2 separate regions of the Homo sapiens genome follow, and region 1 is linked to region 2. Evidence: chromatin loops called from intact Hi-C (ENCODE). Cell type or tissue: K562. All regions are shown on one strand. Each heading gives the region's core, and the rest is flanking DNA. Links, peaks and the distances in the headings are about the cores only. Region 1 has its middle 72 kb from the start of LINC02656. Region 2 has its middle 8.7 kb from the start of SFMBT2.

What was found. A loop is a pair of places that touch in the nucleus more often than their neighbours do. Peaks named below come from ENCODE experiments on the same cell type or tissue, not always from the same donor. Only the 100,000 strongest peaks of a DNase experiment are listed, where the experiment ranks them.
Region 1: a loop joins it to region 2, with 12 times the contacts of the local background. A loop is called at or near these places in 25 of 110 quality-filtered maps.

The regions. Positions count from the first base shown.
Region 1 is chr10:6,419,262-6,424,647 of GRCh38, reverse strand. It overlaps a transcript of PRKCQ not described here. Among named protein-coding and RNA genes, the nearest start is that of LINC02656, 72 kb to the right of the region's middle. In K562, for the core only: no CTCF peak of the experiment used is centred there; no DNase peak of the experiment used is centred there.
Region 2 is chr10:7,417,027-7,422,388 of GRCh38, reverse strand. No RefSeq gene overlaps it. Among named protein-coding and RNA genes, the nearest start is that of SFMBT2, 8.7 kb to the right of the region's middle. In K562, for the core only: a CTCF peak has its summit at 5,125 (motif pointing right); a DNase peak (open chromatin) is centred at 2,274; H3K27me3 peaks cover 687 bases.

The sequences.
Region 1 (5,386 bases), core at 120-5,119, 1.0 Mb after region 2:
GCTCTCAGAGCCTCTGTCTCCAATGGACCCATCAATGATGGCCAACAGAGGAAGCATCAGCCTTAAACACCCACAGACCGGGAACATCCCAGAACCCACTCACAACAATGCAAACCAAGGAAGACTTCTCCTGCCACCTCTCTCCTTTCTCTGTCCTTTCCCAACTTCGGGGAAGAAGGAGCAGAAACCATGGTCATCGGACTGCGGAAGGAGAGGACTGAGCATGGGCGGGTGAGAAGTATGAAGACGCTGACCACGTGCCTTCCCCACCACAAGCCACCAGCACTGCCCTCTCGAGCTAGATGAGAGGACAGGGTCAACTTTAAATCGGTTTTCAATTATTCATGGCATTGCACATGTAAGTTACAGAAATGAATCTTGAGGGAGCAACTGAAGGACATGTCTAATGTCACCGGAAAGGTCATGGGACCTCTGAGATTTCAGCCAAAGTTTGGAAGAATGAGCCCCACAGAGCAGGTCTGAATGGATGGTGGGCGCAAATAATAAAGGTGTTGGTTTGGTTTGGTTTTGCCCCGAGAATTTTGCTTGTTTACACACAGACAAGCCCTAGAGTGACAGTGATGTTGCTCTTGGTGCCACAGCTACACAGGAGATTTCTTGCACGTAGGGACCACGCTCTTTACCACCGAGCCTACCACCCTGGCAGACACTCCTCCATCACGTGCATTTGTTGAGTGAGTGGGTGAATAGGATGTGGGTGAGCACGTCTCTACAATCCTCTGTCTGTGTGGGGCCTGGCACACGAGAATGCCTGGTGGAAATTACTTCGTCCTACAGGCACTACAGGATTAACTGGACTTAGGTATCAGGTCCTCTCTCCTGAAGAATTTTAGACAGAGGCAAAAACCAGATGGCCAAGAGAAGAGGCATTTGGTAAAGACCACAAGGCAGCCAAAGGGATGGGCAGCAGAAGCCAGGAGGTAGGGTCGGTCACAGTAGCAGAGACACAGGGTCGTCCTGCCACCGCAGTGTGGGTGACTCAAGGAGGGCTAAGACTAGCAACTTCCAGTAAGTTGCTCTCACTTCCCGGAGTTACTGAGGGGTCCCCAAGGTGCTGGGAGTCTTGCAGGCAGCCCTCCAGTCAGTCCTGTGTTATTCCTCTCTCTGACTCAGGGAACCATCCTGATGGGCAGCAGCCCCCAGCCGACGGCAGGCCGGGGAATGAAGCCACTGGCTGCTCTCCTTCCCTCAATGCCGTCTGCTCAGTCTCCTGGAGGGTCAGTGATGAGGGAAGGAGCCCCAACTTCCTTGTTTCTCCCTGCGTCCTAAATAAGTCCGGAACCCAAAGAGACTGAGTGTGTCCCTGGGGCATGCGTGTGCCTGTGTGTGTATATCAGAGCAAGACACCACACTGCCGTGAGCACCAGGCTGGCTGACTCATTGTTCCCTACATGCCTGATGTCTGCTCCTGCTCTAGGGCTTTTGCTCATTCTCTCCTACCAGGCTGAAAGGGCCAACACATCTCATAAACAACCCCAAAGCCAACCCACCCCAGGCCTGGCTGCAGCATCAGCCTCCTGCCTTTGCTGACCACACCAGCTGTTGCTGTCCAGAGATGCCTCCCACCTCTATTTGTCCTCTGAAATAAGCATAGTGAAGAGCTGGGCCAAACTCCCAGAGCCCAGAGATATTTGGAAATGGAGTAGGCGCCACCCAAGTTTGTTTCTGTACAGCACCCAACTCACTGTCTGAGAAGGACCCTCAGAGGTTGGCAGCAACTCCCACCAGGGGGTCATCTGAGAGGCACAGTGACCACAGTGATCAATGATGTCTCACCATGAGGACAGGAAGGAAATGCCCAGCCAGGGAACATGTTTTCTGCCCCCAGCTTCTGCCTTCCATGTCGTTTCTTCACTCTACTGCGGATGAAGCTTTGACTATAAAATATGCTGTTGGAATGCACCAACTGCCCTACTCCCAGGTGGCAGAAGGAGAGCTCAGTTTTCCTTCTGGAAAATTCTTGCAATTACCAGGTACTGGGTGAAGTGCTTTGTGTATATTACCTCATTTAACCCCTGACGACAATCTCTGAGGACAGCATCATTGTCTCCATTTTATCAACAAGGACACTGAGGTTTGGAAAGATTACACATCTTTCCCAGAATCATAGAAGAAGAGCTGGAACTAGATCCCAAGCCTGTTTGATGACAAAGCTTGTCCCTCTATCACCATAAGGGGAGGGACAGCAAGTGGGTTATGGAGTCAGGATGCCCGGGTCACACCCAGCCTCACCCCCGATGTGGTGTATAACCTTGGACAAGTCACTTAAACACTCAGCCTCAGTCTCCTCCTTTCTAAAATGAGGACCAAAAAATAAAGACAAAAAATAAAATAAAATAAGGACAATAATAGTGCTAGCCTCACAAGCCATATGAGAAGTGAATAACGCCATCTATGCAAAGCACTTGGAAGAGTACCTAATGTGGAATAGGTACCCACTAACATAGTATTATTATTTTATTGCTGCATCCCAACATAAATCATTTAGAGACCTCTTTCATAGGAAAAATAATTCTATCTGATTGATCACAAAGAAAGGGGGTATCAAACCTAAATATGAAGAAGTAAAAAATAAAAACTTCTGCTTTATTTTTCTTATACAGCTATAAAAGCAAGATACAATTTGTAAAAGTTAATACAAAGAAAACTACAAAAGTAATAACACTGACAGAACAAGACTGATTTTATGGTGATGATGACATTACGAGGCTAAAACTAAACGACTACCCTCCATGTCAATGTGTCTTAACTACCATGGTGTGGTTTCTTCTGAGTTCAGCACGGTTAGATGAGCACACATGGTGCAGTGACTCGATCTATGCACCACCTTTCTCTACTGGAACTATCAAGGAAGAGCCAGCTGTGCAGTGTGTCTTGATGTCATTCAACCTTCATTTGTCAAAAATGCTTAAGTGCATCTAGGCTTTTTCTTATAGCACATGACAAATTAATACCATTGGTGGAAATGAAGTCATGAACAAAATGCACCACAAACTCTGAATTCTGACACCGTCTAACAGAACTTTCTGCTGTGATGGAAATGTACCACATCTGCACTGCACAGTATGGTAGCCACTAGCCACATGGAGCTATTGTTGGCTTGAAATGTAGCTGAGATGAAGAAACTGAATTTTTCTTTCTTTGAGACAGGCCTCACTGTGTCACCCAGGATGGAGTGTATTGGCACAAATACAGCTCACTGCAGCCTCCACGTCCTGGGCTCAGGTGATCCTCCAATCTCAGCCTCCCAAGTAGCTGGGACCACAGATGTGCACCACCATGCCTGATTAATTTTTTGAGTTTTTGTAGAGACAGGGTCTCACTTTGTTACCCAGGCTGGTCTCAAATTCTTGGGCTCAAGGGATCCTTCCCCCTTAGCCTTCCAAAGTGCTGGGATTACAGGCATGAGCTACCATGCCCAGGCTACAACAATTATTATCTTCAGAAACACTAAGGATGTATTACATTCACATTCCATCCATGAACTAGACCAGGGGCTATAAAAATTCAGAATGTTAAAGAAACTTCCCAAAAGTAGATGAAAACTAGAGCTAGAAAATGTTGGGAGAATAAACAAATTAGAGTTTCAGTTCCAAAGTCCATGTCTAAATAATAATAATTAGAGAGGAAAAAAAGATCAAAGGGGAGGAAGTCATGAAAGACATAGTATAAGAAAACTCCCCAGAACTGAAATACATAGGTTTTCAATGTGAACAGACTATTTTGGTGTCCAATAAAACAAATGAAAAAAAGATCTACACCAAAGAATATAATTTAAAAAATGTCAGAACACTAGTGATGAGAGAGAGAGAAGTTTTTCTGAAAGCCTCCCATAAAAAGCAAAAGAGGCCACACACAGTGGATCAGGAAAATGGTATTGGACTGCTCACAGTAACAAAGTTACAAGACACTGGAACGATGTCTTCAAAATTCCAAGACAAAATAAATTTGAACATACAATTCTATAACTAGCCAATCTATGATTCAAATGTTAGAATATAATAGAGACATTTTCAGACAACCAATTTCTCAAAAAAATTATCCTCTGCCTACCTGCTATTGAGAGGATATATTTTACCAAAAAAAAGGCGGGAGTGAGGAAATAGGTCATCTCAGGGGAGGGAACTGAAGCAAGAGAGACAAAGACACAGGAACCTGGAAACCAAGGATCCCATGGAAGACTGACTGAAACAAAGGAAGTTCATGCAGTGATTATGAAAAGAAGTTAACGCCAGCAGCCGTGCCATAGTGGTAAAGTCTAGAGAACAACCAGTCAGACGGCAAGGGAGTGGAGCGTCCACACAAAGCAGCTCCCTTAGGGAAGAAGCCCAACTCACAGATTCGAAGGCATGGTGTGTTTAAGTGTATTAAAAGGAGATTTCGAGGCCTAGGCGGGTGGATCACGAGGTCAGGAGTTCGACACCAGCTTGACCAATATGGTGAAACCCCATCTCTACTAAAAATACAAAAATTAGCCAGGTGTGGTAGTGCGCACCTATAATCCCAGCTACTCAGGAGGCTGAGGCAGGAGAATCACTTGAACCCGGGAGGCAGAGATTGCAGTGAGCCGAGATCGCACCACTGCACTCCAGCCTGGGCGACAAGAGTGAGACTCTGTCTCAAAAAAAAGGAGATTTCGGCTGGGCACGTTGCCTCACACCTATAATCCTAGCACTTTGGGAGGCCAAGGAGGGCAGATCATCTGAGGTCAGGAGTTAAAGACCAGCCCAGCCAACATGGCGAAACCCCGTCTCTACTAAAAATACAAAAATTAGCTAGGCATGGTGGCATGCACCTGTAATCCCAGCCACTTAGGAGGCTGACAGAGGAGAGTCACTTGAACCCAGGAGGTGGAGATTGCAATGAGCCAAGATGGCGCCACTGCACTCCAACCTGGGTGACAGAACAAGACTCTGTCTCAAAAAAAAAAAAAAAAAAAAAGGAGATTTCAGTTCTGTCAGAGATTTGAGAGTGGGTGATACACAGAAACCCAAGCATATTAATAACTATTTTATTAATTCCAAATAAAAGAATACTTTGTCCAGAAATGCAAAGATAATTATAATACATTAAATGGATCCACTGTGAGTAATGATAATGTAAATGCCAAATTAATCAAACTGAGAGTTACAACCTGACTGAGAGAATGGGGGAGCATGGAGGGTATGTGTGTGGGGAATTGATTAAATAAACTGTCATCTTCCTCAACAGGAAGTCCAAACATCATCTCAAAATTTAAACATTAGGAAAGAGCAAAACACAAATCTACTTAAGATACGGTAAGGAGAAACAACTAAAGGATTTTTAAATTATGTGTATTTATTACTTTGAATACACAAACACTTAATGTATACGTACACACACG
Region 2 (5,362 bases), core at 363-5,362:
TACTTTTAGTAGAGACGGGGTCTTATTATGCTGGCCAGGCTGGTCTTGAACTCCTGACCTAGTGATCTGCCTGCTTCGGCCTCCCAAAGTGTTGGGATTACAGGTGTGAGCCACCATGCCCAGCCAGTAAGAGATAATTATGTCCATTTCACAGATGGCCAATCTGAGGTTCAGATAAATTCATTGACTTGCAAATAATCTATTTAGGGGCACCATGGGATTTGAATCCAGGTCTCTTCATTCTTTATTCTTTTGTTCACTACTCTGGTCTGCAGTATTATTCTATAACTACTCATTTCATAGGAATTTCTTTTTAAGAGATGGAGGTCTTGCTGTGTCACCCAGGCCTAGTGCAGTGGCACAATCACAGCTCACTGAAGCCTCGAACTCTGAGGCTCAAGTGATCCTCCTGCCTCAGCCTCCCAGGTAGCTGGGATTACAGATGCAAGCCACCATGCCTGGCTTCGTGTAAATTTATAACAATTTGTTTAGGAATATGCTCTCACTCCCATTGTCTGCTTTTCAAATTGGTCAGTAAAATTAGCTATCCTTTCAGGGTTTGACAAAGATTAAGTTTCATGAAAGTAATAAAGCATTGGTATATGTGAAGGCTTTGTTTTCAATGAGTACAATATGACTCAAGGCCTTTTAATATCTTATGAATCAGCTGCTAGCTACATTCTTGTTTGGAATATTTTATTTGCATTGTCAGGAAGATGTAACTATTGACTAATAAAACAAAGAAAATAGAAAAAGCCAGAAGGGAAGGCTGAAAGAGCAATTACAGAGGGTGCAAGTCCATGGAAATGTAGAAAACAAATCTGGGATATGATCTGATTTATAATCAATATAGAATTATTGGCCGCATATTGAAGAGTACTATAAGCTTATACTAAAATGCTACGAACGATGTGTATTTTGAACAGGTGGCAGATGAGTAGATGGGGAGATGGAGGAGGTCATACTTCTGAAGCCTCTGTTAAGTGCCAGCCTCCCTCTCTGAAAGAGAAATTTAGTCTTTATAATATTTTGGTGGGTAGGGTAGGGGTAAGTTTTCTTAGTCCTTTTTTTTTAAACAGAGGAAACTGAAGAGGGTAAGGAAGAGGAAGAGACAGGGAAAAAGAGAGAGAGAGAGGGAAGAAGCAAAACTAATAATGGCAAAGCTGGGATCTAAGTCCAAGATCATCTGTCTTCCATGTACAGGCTCTCTCCACTCTAACATGCGGCCTCATGGTGCACATGTGCATCCAGCAGAACCATGGGGGTTTCCAAAGGCCTCTGGTGAATTTTGTAAAAAGATAATAACCACTGGCTTTTAGTAATGCCTTAGGGTAGCTCAAACTTCAATCAACACGAATGATTTTGACTCTTAAATAACATGAACATGAGAACATATATGTGCCATGTAACGTGATGCAGTGGTCTTAGACCTTTTTGGCACCAGGGACTGGTTTCGTGGAAGACAATTTTTCCATGGATGGGCAGTGGGGGATGGTTTTGGGATGATTCAAGTGCATTACATTTATTGTGCCCTTTATTTCTATTACTATTACATTGTAATATATAATGAAATAATTATACAACTCACCATGATGTAGAATCAGTGGGAGCCGTAAGCTTGTTTTCCTGCAACTAGATGGTCCCATCTGGGAGACAGTGACACCCAAAGTGTGTTGTTTATGTCCAGCCTACTCCATAATCTCATTTCGGTGGCTGTCACTGCAGAAAACCCTGCTTCCCAAAGATAGGGGGTTGTAGATGGAAGCAGGCTCTTCAGTGCTTTTGTGGCAATCTGAGGATATTCCCCTTTGACTTTAACCCAGAATGTATGGAGATTTGAAGTTGTCTCAAACATACTTATAAGGCCACCAGATGCAGCTGTATGATTGAAGTATATCAACTCACCTGTAAAGCCTGCCACCAGATGAAGCTTAATTGTCACTTGCCACTCACCCATAGGGTTTTGATATGAGTCTGCAAGTGATTTATTATGGTCTCTGTGCAGTCAGACCTCTCTGCTAATGTTCATCTGTATTTGCAGCTGCTCCCAGTGCTAGCATCACCACATCAGCTCCATCTCAGATCATCAGGCATTAGATTCCCATAAGGAGCACGCAACTAAGATCCTTGGCACGTACAGTCTGCAATAGGGTTCATGCTCCTATGAGAATCCAGTGCCGTCACTGATCTGACAGGAGGTGGAGCTGAGGCGGTAATGGGAGCAATGAGGAGTGGCCGTAAATACTGATAAAGCTTTGCTCGCTCACTGGACCACTGACATAATGGCTCTGCTACTCTCTAGCTGGTTATGTCAAACAGCTACGTAACTCCTCCAGCTCGTGGTTTTCTCATCTGCAAAGTGGGTATGATGACAGCAACTATCTCCTGGGATTCAATGAGGTTAAATTAAGACAAATGAACATCAGCACTTGGTACAGAGCCTGGCATGTAGTGTCGTATTGTTGTTGCTATTATCCCATTCCAAATATCCTCATCACTTTTTATTCTCAAACTTAGTTCCATTCAGGCCACAGTCACAATTCCTTCTATTTTCAACCCATTTTTAAAAATTAGCATTGGCATTGCTCATGAGCTTGCCCTGGCCCTCCTTTGCATTTTAGCCTTTTCTTCTGTTGCTAAATGATCCATGTTCCTTCAATCTTCCGTCCCATACATTATCTTTAGTCTCTGGCATCTCTACTATCATAAACTGTGGGAATGGAGTTTAGGGAAAACGTGCCCAGGCTCTAGAGTCAGACTGGCTGAGTTCAAGTTTGGGCTCCAACACTTACTAGTCAGGTATCCACAACCAGATGGCTTAATCACTCTCAGCCCCTCCCTCAGTTTCTTTGTCTATAAAGTGGGGACAATGACACTGCCTACTAAACATGCTTGCTGTGGGGTTAAATGAGGTAGGATACATAAAGCTCTTGGAAGAGGGCTTGGCACAGAGTATGTGCTCAATCAATGTTAACTGTTGTAATGAATTCCATAGCTTAAGGAATTGTGTCATTAGCAAGTGTACTCTATTGTTTGCTCAGATGCATTTGTATATTTTCTAGATTTTTTCATTTGTGCTATCCCTAAGGAATTGATTTCTGATTCGGCATAACTGCAAACCAAGAAAGGAATGAAAGGTGAATAAGAGCACTTAAACATTGGGGTCTTTCAGTTGCGTGAGCTGCTCTGTTTCCATTGGTTTAAAGACATAGAGAAAACACAGTTCCACTAACCATCCTGTGCTTGAGGAGTTTTTATGTAGGTGAGATCAGAGTGATGAATGATGATGGATGGATTCATTTCAAGTCCATTACAGAGCCAGCTTTACATGGACGTTTACATGGGATTCCTGATCATAGAGGCCACAGTCTAGTGAGGAATAGGAAGAGGGTGACACTTTTGCCTTCCTCCATTGCCATGCAAGCCACCCAAGCACCACAGAACAGAGAAATGGCTTCAGTTCAGTGTAAGGATGAATTTGCCAAGAGGAGTCAAAGGTGGAATGAGCTATCTCTGGAGGGAGTGAAGAGTGAGGTGTTCAAGCAGACTGCATGGTCATTTGTAGGGATAATGATAAGGTTTGGCTGTGTCCCCACCCAAATCTCATCTTGAATTACAATCCCCATAATCCCCATGTATTGAGAGAGGGACTCAGTGGGAGGTGATTGGATCATGGGAGCAGTTTCTCCCATGCTGCTCTCGTGATAGTGAGATCTCACCAGATCTGATGGTTTTATGAGGGGCTCTCCTCCTTCGCTTCACACACACACACATGCTCTCTCTTTCTCTTTCGCTCTGTCTCTATTGCCACCATATAAGACATGCCTCTTCCCCTTCGGCTGTGATTGTAAGTTTCCTGAGGCCTCCCCAGCCCTGCGGAACTGTGAGTCAATTAAGCCTCTTTCCTTTATAAATCAATTACCCAGTCTCGGGTATGTCTTTATAACAGTGTGAAAACAGACTAATATAGATAATGTAGAGGGGAGTTGGGCATGAGAGAGATGGCAGACCAGGTGACCTTTGTGGCTCATTCAACCTAAGAATCTAATTAAATTCAGGGAAACTGGGTTTGATCCCTTGGAGAACGCTTGGATTTGCTGTATGTGTTTGAACTGACCACTCTGTGTTTTCTCCCATCTGGGAATACTGGCACTTCTTGCTTAAGTTAGAAGTTACAAGTTAATAGCTTATGCCTGTGGTGTTAAATATCATCAAACTTTTGTATAATTTATTCTTTCTTTCCAATGGAGCCAAGACAATATCAAGATCTTTGTACTTACTTTTCCTGCTGTCTGGAGCTCTCTGTTCAAATGCCACTTCCCTGACCCACTTTCATAAAAAACGTCATCCTCCCCCAACACCATACTTGTCATTGTCACTTCCTGTACCTCCCCCTGCTTTTACTCTTTTCCATGGCACTGACATCCACATGACATATTAGATATTCATTTCTTTGGTGTTGATCTGTCCTTGATGAACTATAAGTGTCATGGAACAGGGCTTCATCTGTCTTGTTCACTGTATTTCAGATCCTACAACAGTGCCTGGCACACATCTGGTCCTCAGTAAATATTTGTTGAATGAGAAAAATGTAAGCAGAGATTGGTTTTTATTTTTCATTAATCTTCCTCTATATCTAATTTATGTAAGTTTCTCTTCAAAAAATTGATTGAAAAATCTTTTGAGTTTCCCCCATCCCCAAGGTATGAAATTAAAATGAAAATCTTCAAGAATTCAGCAACGATATCCATTTCAGAGGCACTTACAAGGGTTAAAAAAAATCAATCTTTAAAGGGATAAGAAAAAAACCATAGTGCTATATTAAAAACTGGTTTAAGTGACTCATTTTAAGAAAAGGAAGCAATGTTACTTTTCAAAGAAACATGTAAGTACTCTTTATGTCTAACATTCAAAGGATGAATGATTTGATAAGAATACAATTCAGCTTATTTGTAGCTAGGGCTTCTAAGCCATCATCTATAATCAAATATAGTAAGAACCAAATTCTTCCCTTACTACTGATATCTGTATTCTTCAACGTTCTTTATTTAAAAAAATAAAATAAACAACAACAAAAAACTATCTAAAAAATCTAAAAGCAAGTCAATGTCTGTTTCCAGTAGATGGCACTGCAAATCAAGTCTTTGTAGATCTACTAACTATCACTTCTTTGATCATGATAATAATGATTTATTCTGTACTAAGATCATCTAAAGCAGCTTACACAGTGAAAACAAATAGGATGGCGATGCTGAAGCTACATGAAAGCTGAGATAGTCCAGCTCCCTAATACTGGTATCTCTCCTCTTGTATACCATAGCCGGGCACTTATTAAGGTAGTGGGTGAATGTAACAAATTGTC